Regions from separate parts of the Homo sapiens genome. Here region 1 is linked to region 2. Evidence: chromatin loops called from intact Hi-C (ENCODE). Cell type or tissue: CD4-positive, alpha-beta T cell. All regions are shown on one strand. Each heading gives the region's core, and the rest is flanking DNA. Links, peaks and the distances in the headings are about the cores only.

Region 1 (16,075 bases), core at 4,070-12,069, 150 kb after region 2:
CCACACCCGGCCTAATATGATGTTCTTCCTATGTGGGTGTCTCTGTGCCCAATTTTCCCCTTTTTATAAGTACAGCAATCACATTGGATTAGAGCTCAATCTGTCTCAAAAAAATACCGAGAGAGATAGCCAAAGCTTCCTCATACCTTTTTATCGGTAGATCACTCTATCATGAAGGCAAGAGCAACCCATCCATGCTGGACCAGCTGCACCTGCCATGAAATCATGGCAGTAGACATCATGGCAGTAGGCTGGCCACAATGGCTCACAACTGTAATCCCAGCACTTTGGGAGGCTGAGGTGGGTGTATTGATTGTGCCCTGGAGTTCAGGACCAGCCTGGGCAACATAGTGAAACTCTGTATCTACAAAAATTAGCCAGGCATGGTGGCACATGCCTGTAGTCCGAGCTACTCGGGTGGCTGAGGTGGGATGATCACTTGAACCCAGAAGCTCGAGGCTGAAATGAGCCATGATTGCACCACTGTACTTCAGCCTGGGTAACAGAGTGAGCTCCTGTCTCAGAAAGAAAAGAGAAGAGAAGAGAAGAGAAGAGAAGAGAAGAGAAGAGAAGAGAAGAGGAGGAGAGAAATAATGGCAGTAGAAATTTCTACTATATTTTCGCATTTACTTGTCAGCCTTCATCTTTTAGTATTAACAGTTTTTGTCTTTTTCTATATGGGTGCGTTTGTGGATATTTTGATGAGAAGTAAATTGAGGCTGTCTACTGCTGATTGAATGCCTTTTAGGAGCTTAAATTCCTTCTTTTAGTTCATATAGTTCCTCTTTCTTTTAAAACTCAAATCTTTAATCCATTTGAAATTTATTTTGGTGTTGTGTTAGGTATAAGGCAAGGATCTAGGGGTTTTTTCCTCCAAATAATTGACCAGTTGTTTCAATAGCACTTACTGAATAAACTTTCCTTTCCTTGGTCTGTGATAACAATAACAATAGTATAAGAAAAAACTGGCAACTCTATCTCATCCCAGGGAGTCTTCAGAAATAAATGAAAAAAGATGATCAAGCCTGGAGTTTGTTCTGGGTGGCTGCCACTAAATGGGTGACTTTCATTATCCAGGTATATCCTTCAGAGGAACTGGAAATAAGCTTCAAAGTTGTTCAGGGCTGGAGACGCTGGAGTAGGAATAAGATGTCTTGTGATTCTAGGGAATATTTTGTTTTTCTGTATATATGTAAACTGTATGGAACATGAAATGTCCCATTCTGGTTGAGAGATAAGACTGTGCTTAATGTAGCAGGTTAGTTCATTACCGGAACCAGCATCCCTACAGCCCTCCCTGGAGCTTCCAGTAAAATAACTTAGACCAGAGGCTCCAGGTCCACTCCTGTCCAGGGGATCCAGCTATTCTGTGAGACTTGAGTGGCAACAGGTATCACTCACAACTGGGGTACCACTCCAGAGAGAATGACTCAGACAATAACCCTGTCCATACAAAGACCAGTCATTGGTGGGTAGAGACTCAGAGACTTGAAGAAGGAATCCCTTAGGGAGCTGGCTTGAGAGCAGCAGGCTGGGTCAGCCCAGTATACAGTGGGGGCAGGACAGGAGTGGTGGATCCTGTTCTTGTGAAGAACTTCAGTTTGGAGTTCTTTCCACTGGAGACTCCAGGAAAACTTGAGTTACCCTGTTCTTTCACTTTTCCTCTCCCCTATAATAAGTTCGCTCTGAGATTATCCCATCCCTGAAGCCTAGTGATCTAGCCTTAGAGAATCAAGAGGGCAAGATTGCAAGGGATGGAGGCTTCCCTGTGCTCTCTTCTCTCTGGTTCCAATGAGGAGGGGACCTTGTCCTATGGAGTGGACTGTGATTTGCAGGTGTATGAATGACAGTGTCCACAGGAGAGCCAAGTATGACGAAGAAGGACTCAGGATGTCAAGAAGTGCTTCAGGGCAGACAGACTAAAAAATTCAAAGCTCTCAGCCTTAAGAGTAAGGGAGATTCCTCTCTGAAAAAAGAGAGGCTAGGCTAGACATATGAAAACAATAGTTATAACCATTGATCTAAAACTGCAGTGGGTCAGATATGTGCTAATCACTCTATGTAAATGATCAATTTTTTCATTATGGTAATATTTGTGTAAATGAAATTGACTATTTTAACAATTTTTCAGTGTACAGTTCAGTGGCATTGCATCCATTCACAGTGCCCTGCAACAATCACCATTATTTCCAGCGTATCCATCATCGCAAACAGAAACTCTGTACCCATTAAATAATGCTCCCCACTTCCCTACATCCCTGGCAACCTCTACTATACTTCCTGTCCCTATGACTTTAGTACCCAACCTAAGTGGAATCATACAATATTTGTAATATATTGGACTGGCTTATTTCACTTAACATGTTGTCAAGGCCCATTCATGTTGTAAACATTCATCAGAACTTCGTTCCTTTTTATGGCTGAATAATATTCCATTGTATGGACAGGCCACAGTTTGTTTACCCATTCATCTGTTGATGGAGATTTGGGTTGTTTCCACCTTTTGGCTATTGGGAATAGTGCTGCTATGAACATTGATATACAAGTGTGTGTTTGCATTCCTGCTGTGAATTCTTTTGGAAAAGCTGGACTATATAATAATTCTATGTTTAGCTTTTTTGAGGAACCTGGACAAAATTAAATTTAATTTCTCATGAGAACACTGTGAGAGAAGAAACATTACTATCCTTTCTCCTTCACCTTTTACACCCAAACCATCTCTAGGCCTGGGAGATACAAGCTCTAAAAGATACCTGAAATCCGGCCAGGTGCGGTGGCTCACACCAGTTATCCCAGCACTTTGGAAGGCCAAGGTGAGTGGATCATCTGAGTCAGGAGTTCAAGACCAGTCTGACCAACATGGTGAAACCCAGTCTCTACTAAAAATACAAAAAATTAGCCAGACGTGGTGGCAGGCACCTGTAATCCCAGCCACTGGGAGGCTGAGGCTGGAGAATCACTTGAACTAGGAGGAAGAAATTGCAAAAAAAAAAAAAAGATACCTGAAATCCATGTATTTCTTTCCACCTCCACTGTCATCCACCTAGCCTATGCTGTCCTCATTTCTTTTTCCAAGACTACTGCAACAGCCTCTTACCTGTCCCCTCCCTCCCACTTCCACACCTGTCCTCTCATCCATTGATCCTTTGACCTCACAGCAGTTAGTGTTCTCCAAAAGACACAAAGCAAATTGGATCTCATGGCTTCTCTCCCAGTTAAATCCTCCAGTGGCCTCCCAATACACTCAAACTCGCATTCAAATCCTTCTTATGGCCCAGGGGGTTGTGCCTGTCTTGGGTCTGTCTCACCTTTCCAGTCTCTGTGTCAACTTTCCCCTTGCTCTCTACTTTCTAGACAAGATTTCCTATAAGTGGGTTCCAGATATGCCTATGACTGAGACCCACAACTCCTGGGCCGGGTGTCTCCAGCCACAAACAGCTTCTGCATTTATTCCAGTGATCTATACAAATAGTGTCATTTTCTAGGTGTGCCATGATGTGAAAGAGGGGAGAAAAGCATTCTCACCGCTTTAGCCTTCTCTGAAGGAATTTCTTGAATTCCACCAATGTCTTTTCCTCCTTGGAGCTTTGGTATGTGCTGTTCTTTGTCTTCTAGAACACTCCTTTACTTACTTTCACCTCAACCGTATCTTCATTATATTTCCATCCTTGGCAGCAACCACATGTCCCCTAGCTAACTTGTAAACACCTTCAGTTCTCAGCTTTAAAAAGTGGTACAGTGTAAGGATTGAGAGCATGAACTATGAAGCTAGACTATGCGGGTTTGCGTCTTATCTTCCCTATTCTTAGCTACTCTCCCCTTGCTCTCTAGAGTCAAGTGTGCCTTTGGGTTAGTTAAGTGACTGGAGTCTTGCTCTGTCACCCAGCCTGGAGTGAAGTGGCGTGATCTCAGCTCACTGCAAGCTCAGCCTTCTGGGTTCAAACGATTCTCCTGCCTCAGCCTCCTCAATAGCTGGGACTACAGTTGCGTGGCACCACACCCGGCTAATTTTTGTATTTTTAGTAGAGATGGGGTTTCACTATGTTGGCCAGGCTGGTCTTGAACTCCTGACCTCAGGTGATCCACCTGCCTCGGCCTAAGTGCTGGGATTACAGGCGTGAGCCACCACACCCGGCCTAAGATGTCCTCTCTTAGCAGTATGCCTTTGGGCCAGTTACTTAACTTCACTGTGCCTGCAGATAGAGCGATTACCAAAGAGAGGGAGCCGGCTTGAGCTGAGCAAACAAGCAAAACGGACTTCATCAAGCATTGCCTTCCAGGTGCTAGGCACGTGACAATATTGCGCATGTGTTGACTCATTTAATCTGTTTAACTCTATAAAGTAGATGCCAAATTATTATTATTATCATCCCCATTTTCCAGATGGGAAACTTGAAACTCAGCAAGGGACTTTCCAACTCCAAATGCTTTTCCTCTCCGGAGCGTCACTGCTCTATGCCAGTTACATACAGAGTAATATATTGGAATGCTATTTGCCTGGGGACAGTAAAGTCCCACCTCCAGCCTTGATCAGGATCCAGGTGTAGTCAACAGATCCCAGTCTGGCTAATTTAAGCAGAAAGAGATTTCACATGGGGAATTGGTGCTGGTAAAATTATTAGCAGAGCAGGAAGAGCAACATTAGGCCTCCAGACCACTCTTCCTCTACCCTTGTAGTTTTTCCAAAGATGGATAAACACTATCTTTCATCTCATATACCCTTTGGCAACTGAGCTTGCCATTCCCTCATCAAGAGGTGGAGCCTGTATCACTTTCTTAAGTGTGAGTTGGTTGAGTGGTATCATTTGGCTAACAGAATGTGGTAGAAATGACTCTGTGTCTGTTCCTGGTGTAGCCCTAACTGCGGCTTCTGGCAGCTTCTGATTCCTGCTGTTTGGAATGCTGACTGTTGGGATGTGCCTCCTCTGAGCCTGGACACCACGTCATGGGCAGCCTGAACAACACAGTGAGGTGTGTCACGGTAGGTGCGTCAGCCACCAAATTCTGGTGAATTCCCAGCCAATAGCTGGCTTCAACTGCCAGAGAGTGAGACCCCAGGACATCCAGCCCAGTTGAGCCATCAAATAACTGTAGCCCGGTGCACATCTGAATGTAACGTCATAAGAGAGCCCAAGGGAAGCTTACCTACTTGAGCCCAGTTTATGCTTAGACCATGAGAAGTAATAATAAATTTTGTTTTAAGTCACTAAGTTTGGGGATGGTTCATTACACAGCAACAGATAACTGGAATATTTCTGATTATGTATGAGTATACTACCACTGCTGCTGAAGCTGCTGAACAGGAAAACCACCTGCCAAATTAGGAAACTTCTAGGACAGCTCTTTGCCCCCAAACCACACCACCTGGGCCATGAACCACACCTACAAAATGGGCGCCTGCATCCTGCCTCTTTGCCCATAGAATCTTAGGAAAGCACAGCTGATTGCTCAACCCAAAGCATGTCCAGAATCCTAACTGCAAGGAAATCTGGGAAATGTAGCTTTTAAAAGCTCCCCAGCCTTTGTAAGATAAAAGATTTAAATGGATATCGAAATAAGCAATCCACAGTACAGCCACCCATCCTAATTCCTAAATCACCAAGCAATAGCAAGACTCAAGAAAATAGAGGGAATGTTTAAAAAAGTTATGCTGCATAATTCAGACTCTTTTCACCCAAGATATCTTTTGCATTTATTATTCTATAGACCTTTGGGACACAGCTCAGCACACTCAATTATTATCATGTTCAAAGAGATCTTAGCTGTATCTGGCTGTATTTCTATATCTCTTCTGAAAGTTCTTTGATCTTTGCTATCCACTTAGCAAATACACAAGGCAAAAGAAACAAATGATAGCACTTGGTGATTGGTTACATTTTAACCAAAAGGATGCAGAAATCTTTGTAGGTTGTCATTGTACATAAAAATGGAATATTTTATAGTCTTAAAACATAGGTAAGTTTTATTTTAAAATTGGTTGTAGGTTGAGCTTTTTATTTATGTGGGGTAAAACTCACACTATAGAAAACTCACCATTTTAACCATTTAACATAAACAGTTCAGCAGCATTTAGTACATTCACAATGTTGTACAATCACCACCTCTATCTACTTCTAAAACATTTTCATCACCCCAAAGAGAAACCTCATATCCATTAAGAAGTCATTCTCAGCGGTGGCTCATGCCTGTAATCCCAGCATTTTGGGAGGCTGAGGCAGGTGGACCACCTGAGGTCAGGAGTTCGAGACCAGCCTGAGTAACATGGAGACACCCCGTCTCTACTGAAAACACAAAAATTAGCAGAGTATGGTGGTGCACGCCTGTAATACCAGCTACTGGGATTACTGAGGCACAAGAATCTCTTGAACCTGGGAGGCGGAGGTTGCAGTGAGCCGAGATGGAGACACTGCACTCCAGACTGGGTGAAAGAGTGAGACTCAAAAAAAAAGAAGTCATTCTCCCTTCCCTCTGTTCCCAGCCACTGGCAATCACTCTGCTTTCTTCCTTTAAACATTTGACTACTCTGGATATTTCAAATAAGTGGAATCATACAGTGTGTGACTTTTTGTTCTGTTTTCTTTCACTCATCATGTTTTCAAGGTTCATTCTATGTTGTAGCATATATCAACACTTCACTCTTTCTTATGATTGAACAATACTCCATTGTGTGGATATATCTTTTATTGTTTATCTATTCATTCACTGATAGACATTTGAGTTGTTTCCACCTTTTGGCTATTGTGAATTGTGCTGATATGAATACTCATGCTAAGTTTTTGTTTAAATACCTATTTTCTATTCTTTGGAGTATATACTCAGGAATGGAATTACTGGGTCATATGATTGTTGTATGTTATTTTTATTGCAAAACTTACTTGGCTGAAATTGTGTTGCATTTTGATGATACTGAAAGATTTTTGCATTGTATGTTTTGGCTTTTCTGTTGATATTCCAAGAGCTCTGCCCTATAGCAGGCTGGCTTTTGTGTGTTAGTTGGTTAGTGTGTTTGGTCTTTTAGAAAGGGGATTACAGTTTATAATTTTTCATCATGTGCTGGCAAAATAACTCCCTGGCTAGAAACAAGATTTGGACAGGAAACAACAGCTTCTGACCTATTTGTAATTCTTTTCCCATCCCTATTATTTCAAATGGATTGAAAGTCAATTAGAAAAAATGCACAGAAGTTCTCCCAGATTTATTTTTCTGTGTCCTATCAGAATCATTACCAATGAAGCTGTTGCTTTTTGTAATAATTGTATAAAATCATTAAGTGAAATTTAGAGGCAGCATAGCAATTATGTATTTGGAGTTCGCAGCCAGAATACCTGAGTTTGAATTCCAGCTGTTCAATTTACTACTTGTGATATATTGGGCAAGTTCCTTACTATCTCTGTGCCTCAGTTTCCTCATCCGTAAAATGGACCTAATAATAGAAACTTTGTAAGGATGCAGTCTTTAGAACAGTGTCTGGCATGAGGTCAGCGTTTGTTGAATATAAATCCACAAATTCCTCCGGATAATTACAATACCCATTACCAAGATAATAAATTAGCTCTTAATCTATAAGGAGGTCCTTATTTATTTTAGTTTGACAATGCCTGTCAATTTTCTACAAAAGAACAGAGATTTCCCCAATAGATATCCTATAAAAGATATTGAAGGAACACTATGGGACAATCAAATTTAATAATTCATCTAAAATACCTAAGAACAGATATTACAAAATTTAAAAACAGTTTTACCAATGACAAAACACAATGTACTATAACAGCCACCTGGGCGTGGTGGCTCATGCCTATAATCCCAGCACTTTGAGAGACCGAGGTAGGTGGATCACTTGAGCCCAGGAGTTTAAGAGCAACCTATGCAACATGGCAAAACCCCTCTCTACAAAAAATACAAAAATTAGTCGGACATGGTGGTGTGCACCTATAGTCTCAGCTGCTTGGGAGGATCGCTTGAGCTCAGGAGGCTGAGGCTGCAGTGAGCCATGACTGTGCCACTGCCCTTCAGCCTGGGAGACAGAGTTAGACCCTGTCCCAGAAACTAAAAAATAAACAAATAAAAAAAAACAGCCCCCATCTTTTGGTTTTGAAGTCAGGATTCTTTTATTCATTCAACAAGTACTTATTCAGCCACTACAATATTCCAGACACAGTACTAAGTATAGAATAGTGAATAAAACAGACACTATCCTCATGGAACTTCCAGTCCAGTGGTGGGGACAGAAGTGAAGAGCAAGTTAACTGATAATTGCATGGCTACAATTTATGGTAAGAAGTAGGTAAAGAGAATACAGTAAATAACTTAAATACTATAATGCATATAAAGTGCTTAGAGGAGTGCCTGGATCTTAGAAAGTGTGCGACAATTGTTACCTATGACTATGATTTCAATAATCATTATCATTTATCCAGTTTATTAACCTTTAGAACATAAAATCCATCTTAAATGTAAGTTTCCTGCCCTCTAGTGGGGACTTTGAGTCATAGCCAGACAAAAAAAGGGTTTTTGACATTTCAGCTGCTTTTTTGTTGTCCTTGTTTGAGACGGACAGAGTTTCGTTCTGTTGCCCTGGCTGGAGCGCAGTGGTGCGACCTTGGCTCACTGCAGCCTCCACCTCCCGGGTTCAAGCGATTATTGTGTCTCAGCCTCCCGAGTAGCTGGGATTACAGGTGTGTGTCACCACGCCGGGCCAATTTTTGTATTTCTAGTAGAGACCAGGTTTCACCATGTTGGCCAGGCTCGTCTCGAACTCCTGGCCTCAAATGATCCGCCCACCTTGGCCTTCCAAAGTGCTGGGATTACAGGCATGAGCCACCACAACTGGTCTTTTTTTTTTCTTTTTAATTTAAATTAAATTTAATTTAATTTTTTTGAGACGGAGTCTCGCTCTGTCACCCAGGCTAGAGTGTAGTGGCAAGATCTCGGCTCACTGCAACCTCCACTTCCTGGGTTCAAGTGATTCTTCTGCCTCAGCCTCCTGAGTAGCTGGGACTACAGGCGCCCACCACTGCACCCTGCTAATTTATGTATTTTTAGTAGAGACGGGGTTTCACCATGTTGACCAGACTGGTCTTGAACTCCTGACCTCGTGATCCACCTGCCTTGGCCTCCCAAAGTGCTGGGATTACAGGCGTGAGCCAACATGCCAGGCCTAATTTTATTTTTTAATAGAGATGAGGCTTCTCTATTCCCCAATAGATATCATATAAAAGATATTGAAGGAATGCTATGGAACAACCAAACTTAATATTTCATCTAAAATACCTAAGAAAAGATATTACAAAATTTAAAAACAGTTTTACCAATGATAAAACACAATGTACTATAACAGCCACCTGGGCATGGTGGCTCATGCCTATAATCCCAGCACTTTGAGAGACCTAGGTAGGTGGATCACTTGAGCTGTTTCCCATGCTGGTCTCAAATTCCTGGCCCTAAGCAATCCTCTGGCCTCAGCCTCCAAAAGTGCTGGGACTACAGATGTGAGCCACTGCGCCTGGCCCAGCTGCTATTTAGTGAGCTCCTAAGGGCTGGAACACGCAGAACAGAACCACAGGCCAGACCAGACATTTGCCTGCCATCGACTCCCCTTCTGGGAAGCACAAAGGCTCCCCATGCAAGCTCGGTGCCATGTGACCTCACCACTCTCCCTGAGCAGCCATCTAGGGTCAGCCAGAAGCCTGTGAAGTGGCCTGGGGTGGAAGCTGTAGTAAGCAGGGCTCCTATACAGGAGGGTAGCAGGTCCAGCTAATTGGACTTCCAAAATAAAACAGGGAAGAGACCCTTCATCCACAGTCAAAGAAAAGACATGGAAAGTATATGAACCATGATTATGATAGAACACCAGAATGAATGATGCCTGATGTGGGGGTGGCCAGGACTGCCTCCCATCCCAAAGACAGTACAGTAGCCCCAAGGAATTCCAGCTAGGGCTCATGACTGTTACCTTCCCTGAGCATCTTCACCATAAACCCAAATTAACCCAGGTGGCTCTGACATCAAAGAGTCTAACCAACAAACATGCTTTAAATACGCCATCCCATTTCATCCTCACAAGCTTCCTAAAAAACAGGTATTATCATCCCCATCTTACAGATGAAGTACTCCAGGCTCAGAAAGCTTCAGTGAGCCACCTCAGGTCCTGCAGCTAAAAACTGGCAGCACAGGTTTTATACCTACTTTGTTCTGTTCTCAAAGCTCATGTTTATTCCACTACCCCATACCTCATATCCCATGGTATTGAAGCCTGAGTTTATTGGAGTCATGAGATGTTCTCCCCACATTTTATTATAACAAAACCCTCTTTAAAAAAATTACTAGGTTAAACAACTTTAGTCAAGTTGTCAGATAATGTTTTGTACAAGCTTTAAAATAAGTGAACACCTAGGTACAACTTGATCTTTTGCTGCATAATCTTCGAGTATTCCTTTAATCAACTCACCCTGAATCTAATCATTGAAAAGTCTTTCCCAGCAGTTTGGCCCCACACTCTTGGGGACTGTTCTCTGTTTAAGCTGTGGTCGGATGACTGCTGTCCAAAGTCGCTTAAATTAAATTCGGGTGCTCTCAACCCAGACCGCACGTTAAGAATCACTTGGATAACTTAAAAAAATTACTTACACTGGGGCTTCATCCCACACCAATTGAATCCAAATCACAGGAGCAGGTGGAGCCCAGGCATCAGTACTTTTAAAACTTGCCAGAGGTGCAGGGTACAGTGGTTCATGCCTGTAATCCCAGGACTTTGAGAGGCTGAGGCAGGAGGATCACTTGAACTCAGGAGTTTGAGACCAACCTGGGCAACATGGTGAATGAAACCCTGCTTCTATAAAAACCACAAAAAATTAGCTGGGTGTGGTGGCGCACATCTGAGATCCCAGACACTTGAGAGGCTGAGGTGGGAGAATCACTTGAGCCTGGGAGGCAGAGGTTGCAGTAAGCCGAGATCGCATCACTGCACTTCAGCCTGGGCAACAGAGTGAGACCCTGTTTCAAAACTTGCCAGGGTGCAGCCAAGGTCAAGAACCACTGAGCTATTTAAACGGTTGCTTGTCAAGCTACCTACTTTCAGAGAAACTTTTTTTTCCTTTTTTTTTTTCTTTTTTCCTTTCTTCTTTTTTTTTGAGACAGAGTCTTGCTTTGTCACCCAGGCTGGAGTGCAGTGGCACGATCTCGGCCACTGCAACCTCTGCCTCCCGGATTCAAGCGATTCTCCTGCCTCAACCTCCCGAGTAGCTGGGATTACAGGTGCGCACCACTATGCGCAGCTAATTTTTGTATTTTTAGTAGAGGCAGGGTTTCAGCATGCTGGCCAGGCTTGTCTCGAACTCCTGACCTCGTGATCCACCCACCTCGGCCTCCCAAAGTGCTGGGATCACAGGCGTGAGCCACTGCTCCCGGCCCAGAGAAACTTTTTTTTCTGTTCATGGTCCTGGCTGGTCTGTTTGCAGAAATGCATTTATACTGGAGAAGTAGTGGGAGGGGGGAAGGGCTCTGCTTTCAGTCTCCATCTTCCTAGATTCCCGGCTCTGAGTTCTCTGCCCTGTCGTCACATAGGTAGATGTGTACCCTCTGCACTGCTCCTTGAACTTTGAACTTGTCACACAGATTCAGAAAAGAGTAGTGAATCCAGTTTCACAGATTTTCAACCTGGACTTTACCCATAGCTATCTGAACTGTAAATTTGCCCTGCCTTGTTACTCAGGCTGTGAGCTTCTGCCTAGGCTATTATCCCAGTGTGGGCCTCTGCTCTGTTGCTCACCTACACTGGACGCATCTGAAGAGCATGTTAATTTGTGCACAAATCTACATGTGTGCACTACACTTCAGAGAAATTAAAAAGTCCTACTAGTTTCCGTTTTGGTTTTTATCAACGATTTCAGCTGCATCTGTGTCTTTTGGAGAATAAATTTTGGGTCCCAAGAGGTTTCGTTAATGACTCCTGGACTTCTAGAAATTACCCAACTTGAACTAGACAGGTAAAAGTTGTTCAGTTTGGCATACTTTCCCTCTTGGGTTTCGGCATTTAATTTGGCCCTTTCTGATATTCTAATTGGCTATGTTTGTCTTTTGGTGGATTTGGAGATGTGGTAAGCCCAAGAACTAAAGGAACTTTGAGAAGTGGAATTAAGTTAGATGTTTGCTGGACGTTGAGCCTCATGGAAGTTTTAATTTGTCCTCAACTGCTGGGTTCTCTGGATAGAGACAGACCTGGATGGCCTCCCCACTTCCTCACTGGAAAATCACTAAGGAATGTCTTTATTTATTAATTTTTTTAATGGGGTCTGGCTCCATTGCCCAGGCTAGAGTGCATTGGCACTATCACAGTTTATTATAACTTTGTACTCCTGGGCTCAAGCGATCCTCCCACCTCAGCCTACAGAGTTTCTGGGACTATAGGGATGCACCACCATGTCTGGCTATTTTTTTAAAAACTTTTTTTTTTGTAGAGATAGGGGGTGTCACCATTTAACCCAGGCTGGTCTTGGACTCCTGGCCTTAAGCAATCCTTCCATCTGGGACTCCCAAAGTGCTGAGATTATTACAGGCATGAGCCACCATGCCTAGCCTTAGGAATAAGTCTTTTATGTGTCTTTATTTAGCTCCGGTGTCCCCAGCTTTAGCTCAGCCCTCCTGAGGGAGTGGGTATTCTTTTGAATGGTCAAAGGAAAAAGAAGATATCAATAAAACTGTGACAAAAAGATAAGCAATTTGGGCCTGTAGGAAGTTTGTGAACATGGAAGACAGATAACCAACTAGAACACTCCCGACATCTTTATAACTGCAGTCTGCAGAAGGAAAAAGGCGTGAGGTAAGAGTTGGAAGAAAGTTCTGATCCATCCAGAAATTAGAATTTGTACTTTACCTTGAAAGCTAATTGATATACTACGTGAATACACTCTCTGATGATCTAGTGACAATAATTAAACCCCCAAACAACTCCTGTATTGAATTCACATGGAGGCCCAAGGAGAGGGGAATCTAAATCAAAGAGAAGTCAATTTCATGCCATGTACCCATTTATATCAAATCAGAAAACTCCCTTGAAATAAACCAGCATAATATGTTTATGACAAAGGTGGCACTTCAGAGCAATGAGGAAGGAAGAGATGACCTTTTCTTTTTCTTTTTTTGAGATGGGGTCTCACTACATTGCCCAGGCTGGTCTTGAACTCCTGGACTCAAGTGATCCAACTGCCTGGGATTACAGACATGACTCACCATGCCTAGCTGAGATGACCTTTTCAATAAACAGATAGCCTAATGGATATCCACATCTTGACCCCTACCTCACATCATACACAAAACTCAATTCTAAATAAATTGTAAGTCCCCATCTAAAAAGACAATACATCTTCTAGAAGAAATCATAGAATATTTTTGTTTATTCAGGGAAGGAAAAGATGGTTTAAATGGGACAGAAAAGCTACCAATGATAAAGGATATGATTGATTAAAATGGACTACATTAACAGTTTAAAATTCTGAATTTCTCATCACAGATACTAAGACTAAAAATGCAAGGCACTGAGTAGATATAAAAAGTCAGTCAATGGATTTGTACCTAGAATATATAAAGAACTAATTAATAAAAAATAGGCATCTAGGCTGGGCATGGTGGCTTACACCTGTAATCTCAGCACTTTGGGAGGCTGAGCAGGAGGACTGCTTGAGCCCAGGAGTGTGGGACCAGCCTGGGCCACACAGTGAGACCCCATCTCTAAAAAAAAAAAAAAAAACAAAAAAGAAAGAAATAGACATCGAATACAGAAATTGTCAGAAAACAAGCAAGTACTTCAAAAAAGAGGCCAATAAGCATATGGAAAGGTGCTCAACTCCCCATATCACTAAAGACAATAGCTATGCTTTTTACAAAAGGTATAAAATGAATAAAATATTCACATCAAATTTCTTGTTTTCTTTTTCTGGTAGTTCAACAATACATATAATAACTGTTAGTTGAAATAACATTTGTCTCTGATGATCAAATTGAACCAAATATAAATTTCTTTTTTGAAAATATTACAATCATTTTTCTACCTATAAATTTTACTTTGAATTTTTTACCTATAAATTCTATTTTGAATTTATAGGTAAAGAATGATAGTAATATTTTCATATTACAATCATTATTATCAATATTATCCATCTGAGATAATAATCATTTGCCTCCCTGTTTTTATCTATTTGGCCATTCTAGCACCAAATTTCAAAAGCATTTATAGTACTTTCCATTGTTTTCTTTAGACATTGTGCAGTCAGTTAAGCAAAGATTGCTTAAAGAGGACACAAAAATTCTTGGCTTAATACTGTTGTTTTTCAAGCAATTTAAGCCAATATTCCTAGCCAGTATTGACTTACTATTTTTCAATATCATCAATTGTTAACTGTTGACTAACCTACTCACCTTTTCCCGCCAGTTTTAGTAATTGCATATGTGCTTCCTTTTTATGCACATGTGATGTTTCATATTCCTTTAATGAAGAATCTAGATTACTAAATTCTAGTGCAGAATCTAGTTTAGTTAGTCATCAATACACACCTTGGCCAAAGATAATCCTGAAAACTAGGTTTGTCAGACACATAATGGGAATACAAAAATGCTTTTCCTTGGACTTAGAATATAAAAGCCAGTTTCTACAGGGTCTTTCTCTGCGCTTTAAAATGTAGGTTTTATTCTTCAGGTATGCTAAGGCCAACAGATCAGGAGATGACTGCCATTGAAAAGACAGTTTGTTATTCACAGTTCCAAGAAGAGAGGTGATATGGTTTGGCTGTGTCCCTACCCAAATCTCATCTTGAATTGTAGCTCCCATAATTCCCATGTGTCGTGGGATGGACCCAGTAGGAGGTAATTGAATCATGGGGGTGAGTCTTTCCCATGCTGTTCTCATAGTGGTGAATAAGTCTCACGAGATCTGATGGTTTTATAAATGGGAGTTCTCCTGCACAAGCCCTCTTTGCCTGCCACCATGTAAGCCTTCCCTTTGCTCTTCCTTCATCTTCCGCCATGATTGTGAGGTTTCCCCAGACATGTGGAACTGTGAGTCCATTAAACTTCTTTCCTTATAAATGACCCAGTCTCAGGTATGTCTTTATTAGCAGCTTGAGAACAGACTAATACAAGAGGACATGCCACACAGGTAAGCACCAGGGTTGGTCAAGAAGCAAAAGGAGTGAGGAGAAAACATATGCAAGAGCCTGTACTGTGGTTTCTACAGGAAGGAACAGATGAGGCAGGGTAAGCAGGTTTAGAATTGGCTAGTTTGAATAATTTCAGTGGTCTCTAGGGGTATAGGGGCTGTCCCTAGTTGCCTGGTACCTGGCTCTGGGGTGACCAGGGTAGGTGGATAGTGGCCTTGAGTGTAAGAGCAGGATGTGGGATACGGGCTCTGGATCAGTAGGTTAGCATATGAAAGACAGCTCACAGACGAGTCCTTTACTCTCCCTAGGAATTGGCTGGCTAGCCTGTGGAGGGCCAGTCTCCCAACAGTCAGTAAGACCCTAGATGTCAAAATAACAGAATAAAAAGTAATGCTTAATACCCTCTTTTTAGAAGAACTAGTGTTAGATAATGATGTGGTTTGGCTCTGTGCCCCCACCCAAATCGCATCTCAAATTGTCATCCCCCCGTGTCAGGGGAGGGACTTGTAATCCCCACGTGTACAGGGAGGGACGTGATTGGATCATGGAGGTGGATCCCCCCCACCATGCTGTTCTCGTGATAGTGAGTGAGTTCTCATCAGATCTGATGGTTTTATAAGCATCAGCCATTTCCCCTGCTTGCTCTCACTCCCTCCTGCTGCCTTGTGAGGAAGGTGCCTGCTTCTTGCCTTCCACCATGATTGTAAGTTTCCTGAGGCCTTCCCAGCCATGCAAAACTGTGAGTCAATTCAACCTCTTTCCTTTAAAAATTACCCAGTCTCAGGTATTTCTTTATAGCAGTGTGAAAAGGGACTAATACAGATGAAATAGCAAATTTTCTGTTATGATTATCTGAGGAAAAATCATAATGATTAATTTGAAGCACATTTTGTTTTGCCGCAAAGAATCTCATGCTGTCAAAAGGA
Region 2 (16,075 bases), core at 3,305-11,304:
GTTGGTTGCTTTACCTCCACTTTTTTAGAGACAGGGTCTCTCCGTGTCACCCAGATGGAGTGCAGTGGTGTGATCATAGCTTACTGCAACCTTGAACTCCTACCTACACTATTTTACTTAATCTTTATAGTCACCAGCATTTTTCAAATGGAGATACTGAGACATTTGGAAGTCACATAACCATCCAGGGGTCCCACAGCTACATAATGTCAGGTCAGTTTTCCTACCCAGCTCCTTCTCTGTTTTTTTTTTTTTTGTTTTTTTGTTTTTTTTTTTGCAACAGAGACTCGCTCTGCCATGCTGGAGTGCAGTGGCGCCATCTCAGCTCACTGCAACCTCTGCCTCCCCGGTTCAAGCGATTTTCCTGCCTCAACTTCCTGAGTAGCTGTGTCTACAGGCGCGTGCCACCACGCCCGGCTAATTTCTTGTATTTTTAGTAGAGACGGGGTTTCACTGTGTTAGCCAGGGTGGTCTCCATCTCCTGACCTCATGATCCGCCTGCCTCGGCCTCCCAAAGTGCTGGGATTACAGGTGTGAGCCACCACGCCCAGCCCTCTCCTTTTCTTACTAAACCAGTGCTGTAGGGGCTTGCTACTCCAAGTGTGGTCTGGGGACCTGCAGCATTCCTGTCATCCAGGAGCGTGTTAAAACTAGAGTATCCTGAGCCCCATCCCAGACCTACTTAATCAGAATCTGCATTTTAGCAAAATCCCTAATGAGTCCTGAGCATGTTACTGTGTGAGGAAGCTCTGCTTAGAGGAGGAAAGTCTGACAATTACAACTATGCATCCTGGCCAAGACTCAGGACTTGAATCCATGGACTGGACCCGAAACATTGGTCTATCTCAGTGAGGGAGGAAGGGTGCTACTAGAATCTGATGGGTAGAGACCAGGGATGCAGCTAAACGCTCTATAACACACAGGACACCCCCTTCCACCAACAAAGAATTATCCTGCACAAAATATCAATGGTGCCAATGTTGAAAAACCCTGGTCTAATTGTCTAGATGTAGAATTCACATCCTGTAGATATGTTTCGTAGCCTCAGATGTATGCAAATCTCTAGGAAGTAGATCTTAAAGGAGTTGATACAAATTGCAGTGTGCTATGCAAATGGGAATATTTTTATTGGGACTTGAAAAGAGAAAAAGAGCTTAAACTGAAGCATGAAAGATTTCCATTAGAGTTTTGAGAGTGTCAGACTCTCAAACAATAATATCAGGGATGCAGTGGAAAAGTTTCTAAGCATGTACTGAGTACCCACCATTGAGGGTGCTACAAGGCAACATTCCCTCCCATTCCCAATCCTGCCTGGCAACAGTGCCTTCTGTTTCTTCATTTTATTCCTAAGACTTGCCCTGGCCTTTGTCCTACCTTTCCGTTCTCAAGCAGGATATGCTGGGTCAGTTGTGCCACCTGGAGGCTGGGGGAGGAACGCAAATAATGAATAATTGGTAAAGGGAACCAAAGCGCTGTTTCTACCATCTTTTCCTCCCTGCCTGCGTGGATCCACACCTCACTGTTTCTTACTCAACTCCTTCAATGCCACGACACTGTAGCCACTTCCACTGGTGGACACATATCCTCTCTCCCTCCTTCCTTCCCATTCTCTTTAGATCCTGGCCCAGAACATCTGAAAAGATCTGTCCTCCCTCCCCTGTCTCTCTCCCTTTTTTTCTTCTCTTTCTTCCTTTTCTGAGCTGAACAGCAACCTGTATCAATACTGGGAAGTAAAATGAGTATGCTTATTGTATACTGATGGAAAGTTTTTTGGTTTTTTTTTTTTTTTTTTTTGAGATGGAGTCTTACTCTGTTGCCCTGCTGGAGTGCAGTGGTGCAATCTCGGCTCACTGCAACCTCCGCCCCCTGGGTTCAAGCGATTCTGCTGCCTCAGCCTCCCTAGTAGCAGGGATTACAGGCATGTGCCACCACGCCCACGTAATTTTTGTATTTTGGGTAGAGACAGGGTTTCACCATGTTTGCCAGGCTGGTCTCAAACTCCTGACCTCAAGTGATCCGTCTGCCTCGGCCTCCCAAAGTGCTGGGATTACAGGTGTGAGCCACCGCGCCCAGCCGATGGAAAATGTTTTGAAGTGAAATTATATCCAATAAAGAGCTCCTGTCATTCATCCAGTTGTGAGAGTCCCTTTGAGAGTTGCCAGAAATGTCTGCTGTCTTGTTTTTACTCTTAAATTAACTTGCTCTTTCTCGAAGTACAGAATTCTAAAACAGAGTTGGTGTTTTTGTTGTTGTTCTATTATGTCCTCCTGCTTTCTTTAGTTGTTGGTACTAGAATAGTCATTTTCTACTACTTTTTCATGGACATTATCCTTGAAATAGGTTATTCTAGACAAGTTTTGGAACCCAAACTGGATTTAAGACCAAGGCATTCCAAGAAAAATAAAATCTTTTTGCAATTTCTATGCATCATCTTTTTATAACTTTCATTCTCCTTTGCAAAGGAAATGTGGGGCTGTGGATGTGAAAGGAGGTGGGGGCAGTGACCGGCCAGCTGCAGAACATTCAAGCCTGGCCTTTGGACTCAGAGACTAGGGCAGAAGAAGCCAGAGTGCTAGGCTTCTGGCCAGAGTGGAATGTGTCTTCCCAGGAGTGGGAAGCCTGTGTTTTTCCACCTTACCATCTGATCTGCTCCAGAGGGCTCTGCATTAGAAAAATAGGGAGCTATGGGGAATGACTAGGGGGTGGAGATCATGAGAGCAGTGTCTATGGAGGATTATCAGTTATGCTCAGAAAGGGAAGATTTGGCACCTGGTCATCGATTTTTAGTACAGTAATTGTCTTGAGAAAAGTATTTGAGAATCAATATTAGAAACAATTTTTAAAATATATCAGTCTTAAAGGTACATAAATGAGAGGAAGAAAATCAGAGATCAGGGTGTCTGCAAGATGGTCTACTAGGCTTTTTATTATTGTAATTTGTGATTGAATGCCCTCTGTGGGGCCAGGTATTTTGTTTTTGTTTTTGTTTTTGTTTTTGTTTTTGTTTTAGATGAGTCTTGCTGTGTTGCCCAGGCTGGAATGCAATGGTGCGATTTCGGCTCACTGCAACCTCCGCCTCCTGTGTTTAAGCGATTCTGTTGGCTTGGCCTCCCAAGTAGCTGAGACAACAGGTGCGCACCACAACATCCGGCAAATTTTTGTATTTCTAATATTCACCATGTTGGCCAGGCTGGTCTCGAACTCCTGACCTCAAGTGATCTGCCCACCTTGGCCTCCCAAAGTGCTGGGATGGGCCAGGTAATTTTATTTTAGCCTGACAACTACTCTTTGGGGTCCTTGGATAGTTTTTAATTCCATTTTGAAGATGGAAAAGTGAGATGAATTGGTCAAGGTCAGGCCCACAGGCCCTATTTTTTTCCCCTTGCATTGTTACTGTGCTGGGTGACAACTGGTGCTGAGACAGCTGCTGTCTCCATCACTCTCATGAGGAAAGAGGGTCAACAGGTCCAGGAGTTTTTGTTTGTTTGTTTGTTTTAGATGGAATCTCACTCTGTTGCCCAGGCTGGAGTGCAGTGGCGCGATCTCGGCTCACTGCAACCTCCGCCTCCTGGGTTCAAGCCATTCTCCTGCCTCAGCCTCCCGAGTAGCTGAGACTACAGGTACATGCCACCAGGGCTAGCTAATTTTTGTATTTTTGGTAGAGACGGGATTTCGCCATGTTGGCCAGGATGGTCTCCATCTACTGACCTTGTGATCCACCCGCCTCAGCCTCCCAAAGTGCTGGGATTACAGCAGGAGTTTTTACTCTAAATATTAAGTTAAGCTTACAAGTTAAGCTACTTGTAAGCTGTCTGAAGGTCTATTTCCCTGACTTTGCAGTTCCTTAATTTTGAAGGCAATCTCTGCCTGTATGTCTTCTTCCTTAGAGACCTTTGTCCCGTTAAGGTAACCTCCTCTCCCAGCCCACACCTTCTAAAGTACCTTGTCACGTCTCATGAACTCCACAAGGGTCCTCTTGGGCATGATAATGTGTGTCACCTCTTGCAAGATCCACTAAACCCTCTTTGCCACAAGTTATGCTTTTCAAAGTCCGCCTGAAAATATGCTAACAAGAATCATTGTACAACTGACTTGCAAATACTTGAACAAATACAAATTAACAATTACTGCAGCTTTATGAAGAATGCATCCAAACCAAGGACAGAGTGGAGGAAGACATAATACAATGTATGGGTACAATTTAATAAAACCTTGAACCTTTAACATGGGCCCATTTTCATGCATGCATTGTGATCAAGTTTTGTTCAGAAGGGTGTAACTTAACTTTGAAAAAAACTATACATTTTTATGTGTTTTCAGTGAGTTTAACCTTCCATAAGCACAGATACTCTGTTATAAAAGTGAGTTTAAGCTGCTTCTTGATAATGAATGTTGACTGAAAGTCAGGCCCTATTTCCAGTGTCATATGTGGATTGTCATATTTAACCCCCGTAACAACCTTTGATAGAGATACCATTATTTTATATATATATATAAAATATATATATTTATTTATATATATATGTGTGTGTGTACATATATATATGTGTACAACAGGTACACACCACCACGCCTGGCTAATTTTTGTATTTTTAGTATAGATGGGGTTTCACCATGTTGGCCAGGCTGGTCTCGAACTCTTGAGCTCCAGTAATCTGCCTGCCTCGGCCTCCCAAAGTGCTGGGATTATAGGCATAAGCCAACATGCCAGACAAATATTATTATAATTTTTTGTTACAGATGAAGAAACAGACACAAGGGTTTAGGGCAAGGGTACACAGCTAGTGGCAAAGCCAAGCTTGGAATCCCTATAGGCTAGTGGTTAGAGACAGTCTCTTAATCATTCCTGTTTTTACTATGCTGCCTTCTTAGTGCTTAATACAAACTAAGCTTGTTGTCTCCTTTTACTATGGTTGGGGGTATAAATCTCAGTCCATAAACAAAGGCTTACAAAAAAATAGCATTAAAAAAATTTTATTTTAAGTTCCAGGATACATGTGCAGGACCTACAGGTTTGTTACATAGGTAAACGTGTGCCATGGTGCTTTGCTGCACCTATCAACCCATCACCTACATATTAAGCCCTACATGCATTAGCTAGTTATCCTGATGCTCTCCCTCCCCACCCCCTCCAAGAGGCCCCAGTGTGTGTTGTTCCCTTCCCTGTGTCCATGTATACTCATTGTTCAGCTCTCACTTGTAAGTGAGAACATGTGGTGTTTGGTTTTCTGTTGCTGCATTAGTTTGCTGAGGATAATGGCTTTGAGCTCCATTCATGTCTCTGCAAAGTACATGATCTCATTCCTTTTTATGGCTGCATAGTATTCCATGGTGTATATGTACCACATAAAAAATAGCATTTTAAAACTTATGTAAATTAATTTTATCTCCAAGCCTTCAATCTGTCCAACTATAAGAAAATGTACCCCATTATTTTTAGACACACCCACCCTAGGATTACCTGCAGGACCTAAGGTTTTAGAATGTGCTAGGTTGTGGGAAGTGGTCCATCCAACACCTATCTACAATGGTTTCAACAGTGATTTCTAGCACATGTGTTATATTAGTTTGCTAAGGCTGCCATAGCAAAGTACCACAGCCTGGGTAGTTTAAACAACAGAAATCTATTTTCTCATATAGTTGTAAAAGGAAGTTAAATTTTGGGACCCCAAACTCATTTAGCCAAAGGGAAAAGTCAAGCTGAGAACTGGGTCACGCAAACCTGCCTCCCCTCTTTGGTTCCTAAATAAGATGGCTACAAGATGAAAAAATACCTGCCTTCCCTATATTTTGCCCACAGGGAAATTCCTGGTGAGCTGTTAAAACTTCACCATGGCAATGCAAATTGATAGTTTATCTTATACAGGCGCAGTCACCCAGGCCCTGCCAGACTCAAAAGCATATCTGATTGTTCCCCTACCCCATTTTGTCTGTGCTATCTTATGTAAAATGCAGATTCTCCACATTTTTTCCTCTGCCCCTTTTGTTTATGTGAAAACTGTGTGCTTCTCAATATCCCACCTTTTCTCCTTTAAATTTGGAATCCTCAAAATCATCTCTGGAGAAAGGCATACATCTGTCTCCCAGGCATGTTCTTAACTTTGGCAAATAAATCTAAAATGATTGAGATTTGTCTTGTCATTTTCTTCCATTGACAGAGGCTAGAAGACCAAGATCCAGGTGTTTGCAGGGTTGGTTGCTTCTGAGGGCTGTGAGGAGAGGTTCTGTTCTAGGTCTTGGCTTGTAGATGGGTGTCTTCTCCCAGTGTCTTCACATGGTCTCTCCTCTGTGTATGTATCTGTGTCCAAATTTCTATTTTTTTTTTTTTTTTTGAGACAGAGTTTCACTCTTGTCACCCAGGCTGGAGTGCAATGGCACGATCTCAGCTCACTGCAAACTCTGCCTCCCAGGTTCAAGTGATTCTCCTGCCTCAGCCTCCCAAGTAGCTGGGATTACAGGTGCCCACCACCACGCCCAGCTAATTTTTTTTTGTATTTTTAGTAGAGACAAAATTTCACCACGTTGGCCAGGCTGGTCTTAAACTCCTGACCTCAAGTGATCCACCCACGTTAGCCTCCCAAACTGCTGGGATTACAGGCGTGAGCCACCACGCTTGGCTCAAATTTCCTCTTCTGTAAGAACACCAGTCATATTAGACTCATCCACTCTAAAGACTTCATTTTAATTTAATTACCTCTTTAAAGACCCTGTATCCAAATACCATCACACTCAGAAGTATTGGGGGTTAGGGCTTCAACATAGGAAGTGGAGCAAGGGTTGGGGTAGGGGTGCACACAGTTCATCCCATTTGAGGCTCTTTACCAGTTCATGCAGGCATGGGACAGGTCAGGGAAATCCTTGGTAAGTCTGGGAACCTGGAGCCCCTCTTCTCTGAAGCCTTGCCAGTTCCCTTAGGAGCTTCCACGGACCAAAGTGAAACACCCAGGGGTGGAGGGGGTAAGGAGCTTTTCTAGAACACCTTGCAAATCTTGTTGATGGCTTAGATGTTTACAAAACTCTAGAAAAATCTTATCTCCTTGATATGAGATCCTGGAAGCAAGGAGTTAAAAGCCTGGCTGCCTACCTAAGGAGGAGGAGGAAGGAGTGGAAGTAAACGAAGACATTGATTATGATAGAAAAAATGTTAATAGAAGGCGATTTTTGGAAGCCAAAGAGAAAATTCAGCTTGAATCCCCTAGTAGTGTGTATGCTCATCTTCCCAAGACGGAAGTGCCTCTCCTGTCCGACCTCCTAGCCCAGCCTCGGTCTGGAACACATTGGGTCCTAGGCACCCAGCAGTGAATTGGCTCAGAAAGTGTTTGAGGGCTCAAGTGAGTCCAGGAACGATGGCTCACGCCTGTAATCCCAGAACATTGGAAGGCTGAGATGCGAAGATTGCTTGAAGCCAGGAGTTCAAGCCTGTGTAGTTAGTGGTATGTCCTCAGCAGAAGCCACAGGACTGTGATTTGAAGAGAAGGATATGGGGTTGAACTGCTTCTTACTGCCACGGCAGCTCTCTGGCCCCGGAACTGGGGCAGTTCCTTCATTGTCCCACCTCTGTCATCGCAGGAATCCCAAGCTGTCACACTTCTCAGTATTGTTTCCTTTGCAATTTGATGTGGACTTGGCACATTTCCAAGGTGGAAACGACCCCTCATTCATTATTTTTGGGACCTCGGTGGCCCCGTGATAAGGGAAATGATGGATGCCTGGACTTGTCTTCTGGCATTGCGCACCAGATATCAGGGCCCTCCACAGGACCAGCCTATGAGACAGGAAGAGGCTGAGGTCTTAAAGACATACTTTCTTGGGAGTTTGATGTTTCCTCTTGCTTCCACAGCTGTCAGAAAGGGCTTGTTCTGAGGGTGACCTGCAGGTTGCAAGGCTGTGGAAACATAGCAGTGACAGCGTTGAATGGCTTGTCCCCATCAGTAAGCTTTGGTGTCACACCAGCCGGATGACTTTCTGGTGGAGGGCCAGCTTCCTGCACTTCCGTGACAGCAGCCTGACAGCCCCATGGAGGCATGGCTGTAGACATTAAGACATTTCTGTAGACATTTGTTCTAGTTGTTGTCCTTTTTTGTCTGTTATTTATTATTTATTTATTTATCATTATTTATTTAGAGACAAGGTCTCACTCTGTCACCAGGCTAGAGTGCAGTGGTGCAATCATGGCTTATTACAACCTTGATCTCCTGGGCCCAAGCGATACTCCCACCTCAGCCTCCTGAGAGGCTGGGACCACAGGTGTGCACCACAATGCCTGGCTAATTTTTAAATTTTCTGTAGACAGGGTCACACCATGTTGTCCAGGCTGGTCTCAAACTCCTGAGCTCCAGCGATCCTCCCACCTTGGTGTCCCAGAGTGTGGGGTCTTAGGTGTGAGCCATCGTGCCTGCCCTGTTTTTCATTTTAATTGTGTGACATAAAATGTAAAATGTACCCTCTAAACCATTTTTTAGTGTCCAGTTTTGTGGTATTAAGTACATTCACATTATTGTGCAACCGTCCCCACCATCCATTCACAGAACTCTTTCAACTTGCAAAACTGAAACTGTATGCATTAAGCAATAACTATCCCTTCCTTCTTTCCTCTTCCCCAGCTCTTGGCAACCACCATTCTACTTTCTGTCTCTATGAAGTTGTCTACTCTAGTAACCTCATATAAGTGAAATCACGTATTTGTCTTTCTGTGACTGGCTTATTTCACTTAGCATAATGTCCTCAATGTTTATCCATGTTATAGCATGTGTCACAATTTCCTTCCTTTAAAAAAATTGAATAATGTCCCATTGTGTTTATATGCCACATTTTGTATATCCATTCATTCATTCGATACTTGGGTTGCTTCCACCTTTTGTCTTGCCCTTGTTTTTGAGAGGTTAATCCATCTATGAGGTCCTCCAGGCATCAAAAGAGTTCCCCAGTTCCCTACTTTGGAGAAGTTCACTATCCCTAGCAAAGATGCAAAGAACAGATACATGAAAAAGTAAATCATGGTGCAAAAGTTGTATGAGACAACACTTTAAGATGTATCCTATGAGCGTAGGTGTAGATTTGCAAAATGGCTGGTGTGGAGTTTCTGGAAGAGGATGGCTTAGAGAGAGTATGGACTTAAAGCAGAGTTAAGGAGCCCAAGCTGAAATCCTGGCTTTGTGACTTCCTGTCCTTGTCACTTTGGGTGAATTATTGAACCTTTGTAAGCTTTAGTTTCCTCATCTGTAAAACGCAGATAATAGTACTTACCTCATAGAGTTGTTGAGAGGATTAAGTGAGTAAATGTAAGTAAAAGATGGGCGTGGTGATTCATGCCTGTAATCCCAGCACTTTGGGAGGCTAAGGCAGGAGGATTACTTGAACCCAGAAGTTCTAGACCAGCCTGGGCAGCATAGTGAGACCTTGTCTCTAAAAACAATTTAAAAACTTAGCTGGTCATGGTGGTGCACACCTGTAGTCCTGGCTGCTTGGGAGGCTGAAGTGGGAAGATCCCTTGAGCCCAGGAGTTCTAAGGTGGCAGTGAGCTATGATCACAACACTGCACTCTAGCCTGGGGAACAGACCAAGACATTGTCTCTTAAAAAAAAAAAAAAGTAGGTAAAGATTGAAACAGGCTGGCACACGGTTAGAACTCAGTACTAAAATATAAAGGAGATAACATATTGCCCACTAACATTTTGGCTATTTTTAATATATTGTTCTTGTCTTTTTAATGACCACAGATACTCTTTAGTATCTGTTTGCTGCAGTTTTTGCAGGTATTCATGATGCCTGTTATGCCTTTCCTATTTTACCTCCTTTTCAGATTATGATAGTTTTAGCAAAGAAGTATTCAGTTCTAGAGACTCATTATCAAGGAAAGAGAGAGCTCTTCATTTGGTTTTATCAGATAATAGATAATAATAAATATGGCCTGGCTTTCTTTGCACTGGGAAGATAGAGAATGAGGAAGGAGAATGACTATTAGTCATTCTAACGTTAGTCTGTTTTATCGAACTGAGGAGGGAGTTAGCTTTCTCCAACTCTGGGCAGATTACCGAGAGTAGGATGCCAGGTTACATTCTCTTGGGAGAACAGTGCTATCATGGCTGATCTCTCAATTAAGGACTTCATATTTAGATTATTTAAATCTCAAATATTGAAATACTCTCATTTTTCTAACAATGATAATTAAGAAAACTTTGTAAAGTTACAAATAAAGTGAAATTGAAAAGGTTTGCTGAATGAAGTATTTTACTATTGAAAGGTCTTCTAGAATGTAAGTTTCAAACACATCGTCTGGTTGGTGCATTACTTAATCTATTCCTGTTTGGCTGCTGCTTGGTATTTCCCACGCAGGAGTTCATTGACTTCAAGGCAATTGAATGCATTATTAGCCAGAAGAAGAAAACATGTGAGTCTCCTTCACCCAACAATAGATTTTTTAAAATACATTGTGCACAGTCCTCTTAAAAAAGGCATCAATGGCAGGTGGGTGTGAACAGAGGAATTTCCTCCTCCACCCTGGCTGTTGCTGAGCTGTAAGCTGTAAACATTGTGAGAGACAAAAAGTATCAAGGTCTCAACTTTCTTTCGGATATTGCTTTGTATTTCTGTTTACTAGTATGAATGAAAATTTTCCTGAAAATGCTGGCTAAAACTGAATTTTGGTGTTGTCTTTCTAATGGAATTTCTGATCAACAATTTCCTTTATGTTGGCAATTGCTTAATCTGCTGAAGTAGGTAAGGTAGTTGTGCTGCCTTAAAATTTATTTTTATATTTGTCATTAAAAACAAACATGAAACTTGGAGGTTAATTTTGTCTGTTTAAATTTTGATGCTTTCATTTTGACAAAATCTTTTAAGAATAATGACGAGGCTGCAGTGATTGAAATACAATTTGTGTGGCTTTTAGGCAAGTGAGCATTTAGCAAGTAAGAATTTCCCAGATTGGGTTTAGAGTTGTATTTGCTTATGTTCCAAACTCTTTTTTTTTTTTTTTTTGGTAAGATAATTTTGAATATCAGTAGAACTTGGGGCAGATAGAATGACAGAACATGGAATGTGTAATCCTTTTGGGATTTGTATCTTAGTTAAGTAAACTTTCATGATGGATTAAGGAGGACAAAGTCTCCAGCAGATTTCACTTGGCTGATTTTGTTTTTCTGTTCTTTTTCTGTTTTCCTGATGAGGCTTCTGTACTTCTCCCTTTAAGGAGGCAACTGAATAGCATGAAAATAAGGGGTATGGGTGGTGGTAGTTGCTGAGGGGAATGACAATGGATTTGGTAACACAGCATGCTAATATCATGCAAATAATGAGATGATATAGGAATCTCTGCTCTAGTGGTGGGTCTGAGGTTTGCTCTAGTGGTGGGTCTGAGGTTTTCTCTACTGAGGGCAAAATTGGAGCTTTTTTAAAAAAAAAAAAAAATTTAATTTTTTTTTGAGACAGGGTCTCCTTCTGTTGCCCAGGCTGGAGTGTAGTGGTGCCATCACAGCTCACTGCAGCCTCCATCTCCCCCAGGCTCAAGCGATCCTCCCACCTCAGCCTCCCGAGTAGCTGAGACCACAGGTGTGCGCCACCATGCCTGGCTAATTTTTAAATTATTTTGTAGAGAGAGAGTCTTGCCTTGTTGCCCAGACTGGTCTCGAACTCCTGGCCTCAAGTGATCCTCCTGCCTTGGCCTCCCAAAGTGTTGGGATTATAGGCATGAGCTGCCACACCCAGCCTGGAACTTTCTTAAAAGAGAACTTCTTTCTTGGTTTGCCACACCTCTGGGTTAACAAGGTGCCAGAGATAATTAGCCCTTGATTGGGAGAATGTGGGACTGTTCACTATGGAAGGATCTTACAGTATAGAAATGAAACCCTAGTGTAGGAAGGGAGCTGACATTTTTCAGTGTTACCTTGACTTAATTTGCAAAATGTTTTATTTTCTGAAGCCACAGTGTAATTCACAGATGCACCAAGATCAAAGGTCTCTAAGAAGAAGAGGTTGTGGGGAAAGAGCCCAGTAGAGGTAGGGAGGCCACAATGAACCCATTGAGTTATTCCACCTGTCAAAACCTTGGTTTTGTAAACTGCAAAATAGGACCAGTAATACCTATGATTAGCTGCTGCTGTTACGAATTAAGTTCAGTAACAAGTCCGACATGGCTGGCGCATGCTGTTTTCAATAAATATAAATTCTGCTCCCAACCATTCAACATCAAATGAGTTGATCTGCAAAAAGTGTTTTGAAAACTACAGATACTAATTTTCATTTGTGTATGCCTGTTAGTTGACTTCAAAACATTTGTTTGTCCCAGGAACAGAAGAGAAATATCCTTTGATCATGAGACAGGTTCATTTTTAGTATGTTAAGGCCACTCCATGTCATTCTTGTGGCTTGTTAATGTGGTTAATTGAAACCCTTCCATATTCTTGATGGGGCAGAACCTTCAGCTGTTTTCATGTTCATGTTCAGGGGTGTAAATTTCTAGACGATCTTGTGGGCCTCTGTCAGCTCTGAGATTAAATGACGTGTGCATTTGCTTATCGGATTCTTAACTCTAAAACCCTGGGATGAGGACTAGGAAGGAGAACCAGGAGGCGCTGAGGGAACAACAGCTTCCACATGGCCCATCTGCTTTGCAGAACCTGTGTCTTTGGGGTACAAGTGAGCTGGAGGTGGAGCTGCAACAGAGTGAGTCCCCGTGGTCAGTCACATGCACCGGCTTCCGCCTGGTATGATTTATCAGCAGTGATGCAAACATGATTCAGAGATAGTTTTATAAGAATTTTTACTTCGGTTAAATCATAATCAGGCGGCTATTTCCGTTTTTCTAATGTCACTTGATTAGCTCAAGATGCCCAACCCTTATTGTCCTGACTCATGGAGGGAGGCTGCTTGCTAAGTAATCGTGAGACCCAGGAGAGGAAGAGGGTTGGCGGCCATCCCCACTGGAGGGGCATCCTGGAAAACTCCAGAGAGGGAAGCTTGTGACCATGACTCCTAGCAGAGCGGTACTGACAACCTAGTACAAAACCCATAGTGGAAACACTTTCACCTACTCTCATACATTCATCTTCCCCTGAGAGGAAGCAGAGCTGACATTGTCCAGTCCCATTCTGCACTCAAAGAAATGCAGTCTCAGAGAAGCTACGGGAATGGTTCAAGGTCACATGCTTGCATATGGCAAAATTCCAAATGCAGACAGACCACTGAAATTAGGGGAGAGGGGAGATCTTCTCTTTCTACTTTAAACTATTTTATATTGTTTGGGTAGTTTCCAAAGAACAATGACTATTTTAAAAAGAATTTTAAAAAGTAAATTTAAAAACTAAAAAGTTTTAGAAACTAAATTTTAAAATCTCTGTTTATTTGTGATTATTCAAATTTTAGAAAATGAAAAAAGAGCCTCACCAATTCTTTCAGTCGATCCTCTCATTTTTACAGACCAGAGGACTGAGAAAAGTATAAGTTGGTCAATTGTGATAAGCTGGGTATTGGCAGAAAATCTGTTTTAAAACTTAGTAGGCTCACTGGGATGATTGAAGCTCTGTGTTCTGCTTAATACATGTTTAGCTGCCTGAACTAACTCAGATGACTCCATGCTGTACCATAGAGAGAGGAGCCTGACCTTTGGCTTTGGGATCTATGCGACCCCAGTCAGAACATGGCACTTTTGATGTCTTCATGACCTTTGGCGTGCTACTCTTCCTCTTTGCATTTCTGTTTTTTTCGTCTGTAACTGGGAATAATACCCATCCGGCAAGTTTCGAATTAGAAATTAGAGGCCAGGTGTGGTAGCTCATGCCTGTAATCCCAGCACTTTGGGAGGCTGACGTGGGTGGATCACTTGAAGTCAGGAGTTCAAGACCAGCCTGGCCAACGTGGTGAAACCCCGCCTCTACTAAAAACATACAAAAATTAGCCAGACATGGTGGTACGTGCCTGTAGTCTCAGCTATGTGGGAGGCTGAGGCAGGAGAATTGCTTGAACTCGAGAGGCGGAGGCTGCAGGGAGCCCAGATCATGCCACTGCACTCCAGCCTGGGCAACAGAGCGAGACTCTGTTTCAAAAAAAAAAAAAAGAATTGGTAGAACCCATCTGAAATTGCCACTTTTATAGGTCAAATGGTCGAATATTAGAAATTTCATGTAGTTGAACTCAACATTTAGAGAGTCTGATAGGTACTCAGTAAATAGTTACTATTAGAGATGTAATAGAGGATACAAATAAAATTCTTATGGTTGCTTTAGCGAGGTCCCAAATGTTATTTTCTTCTCCCAAGGAAATGACTAACAGGAATATAGCTTTTCACTTTTTTACATTGGTAAAGATCTTCTCTGACTTTGGAAAGCCTGCCACTTACTGAGGGCCACCTCTACTCATGGCTCCCAGGATGTAGTCTATCTTATTGACGTCTTTGACAGTTCATAACTCAGTTCACTTTCTCCCTGTCTATGCTTGGTCACTTGGATGGATACATGTCCTCTGTAACTCCTCCTTCTTTCAGTTCTCTTTCAATGAAGATCAATTATTTTTCATTTAAGAATCTTCCTGTGCAATGATTGCTCTATGCCCTGATACATAGAAAATGGGCATATTTTCCAATTAGCACTACCATTGTTTCTTGTGGGTAAATTTCGGCTAAAATTATGTCTATAAAATTCCCTTAGACTTAAGTAGTATTATTGAGTGATAGGAGCCTGAGGGTGATTTGGGAGATACTTGTGTTCTGCCCATCACTGTGTTATTAACTAACCTTATATAGTCTTCGTAGGACTTGTTCATATATGTACAAGGTCAGTAAGATCATTCTAAGTCAAACACTTGGCTATCTGTGATTTTCTCACCATTTTGTGTTTATAGATAGTTCAGACAGTGAGTGTTAGGGAAACAGTGAAAGGTGAGTTAGTAGTAGTTCATATTATTAACTCATTTTATTGGAATTTCCAATTTTTCCTTCCCAAAATTTTTCTCTGAACCAGTATAACCCTAAACCTATTGGTAAAATATAGAATCTTAAGCCTATTGGTAAAATATAGAATCTTAACTACATTCCAATATAAAGCAAACTGTTGATGTGGGCAAAAATGAGGGGGAGGAGAGGGAGAAAGAAGTGGAAGAGAAAATGAGAAATTCTAAGTCTTCATCACTTTCCACAGGACTCGGCCATAACCCAAACTCAAGCTGCCCACTGTTGCTTGGGATGGCGGGCTCTCTCTGGACCAGCTCTGTGGCTAAGGGTGGCAAGGGGCCCATCAGAATGGAGCAGTCCCTGATCTATCAGAGGTCTCAAAAAACTGCCTGCTACTAAGCTTGGATCTTTCCAGAATCATGTGGATGATAGAATTTGCCTATAGTGTCATGCATGGAAAAGGAAGAGAAACTAAAGGCAGACTTTAAAGGAATTACTTATCTGTGCCCTCTAGCATCTCTGAGAATTGTGCTAAGGATTTGTTGCAAGGATGGCGGTAGATGAAGAAGCCATTGGTTTGAGTGAGATTTGGAGTTAGGCGTAGTAATCCTTGGGTGCTGGAGTAGTGTCTTGTTTGAGGGAGCAGTGTTCATAGGGCATAAATGCTATAGAGGTGTCTGAACCACCTGGAGCCACAATCTGTCCTCATGATCTTGCCCTTCAAATGCAGCCGCATGCCCACATAACCCACCTTGGGGAGTAGCCAATACTCAGGCTACTCTGTGGGCTGGCATTCTTGGTCTCCTGACTTCTGCCCCAGCTCTACCTTGGTTGATACCCCAAATGCCCCTTTTCCTCTGGCCTACCTAGCCTGCTTTCTCCCCTTCTTCCTTGGTTAACTTTGCACGTGACCATTTTGATTCTCTAAAGAGAATCATTCAATTAGGAAATGGAAATCTGAGGCAATGAGAGAGAGGAGACATGCATCACTATTTATTTTTAGAAACTTCACACAACACCAAGCCCAAACTGTTAAGCATTGCCTTAGGAGAGGTTTCTACCATTGTGCTTGCCAGGTATAAGAAAAGAAAATTACAATTGATTCTGTAATTTCTTTTGTAATAATCATCATAGATTCCAAAACACAGAATGAGTCTTTAGTGCGAAGCCCTGAAGCCTCTGTCTGCAAGT

Evidence for each region. Peaks named below come from ENCODE experiments on the same cell type or tissue, not always from the same donor. Only the 100,000 strongest peaks of a DNase experiment are listed, where the experiment ranks them.
Region 1: a loop joins it to region 2, with 3 times the contacts of the local background. A loop is called at or near these places in 3 of 110 quality-filtered maps.

What each region holds. Positions count from the first base shown.
Region 1 is chr9:110,209,363-110,225,437 of GRCh38, forward strand. No RefSeq gene overlaps it. Among named protein-coding and RNA genes, the nearest start is that of C9orf152, 9.2 kb to the left of the region's middle. In CD4-positive, alpha-beta T cell, for the core only: CTCF peaks have their summits at 8,430 (motif pointing left) and 8,630; a DNase peak (open chromatin) is centred at 8,489.
Region 2 is chr9:110,057,125-110,073,199 of GRCh38, forward strand. The region is part of intron 7 of PALM2AKAP2 (PALM2 and AKAP2 fusion); the gene reads left to right. Among named protein-coding and RNA genes, the nearest start is that of C9orf152, 140 kb to the right of the region's middle. RefSeq lists an enhancer at 12,016-13,215. In CD4-positive, alpha-beta T cell, for the core only: no CTCF peak of the experiment used is centred there; DNase peaks (open chromatin) are centred at 7,947 and 8,557.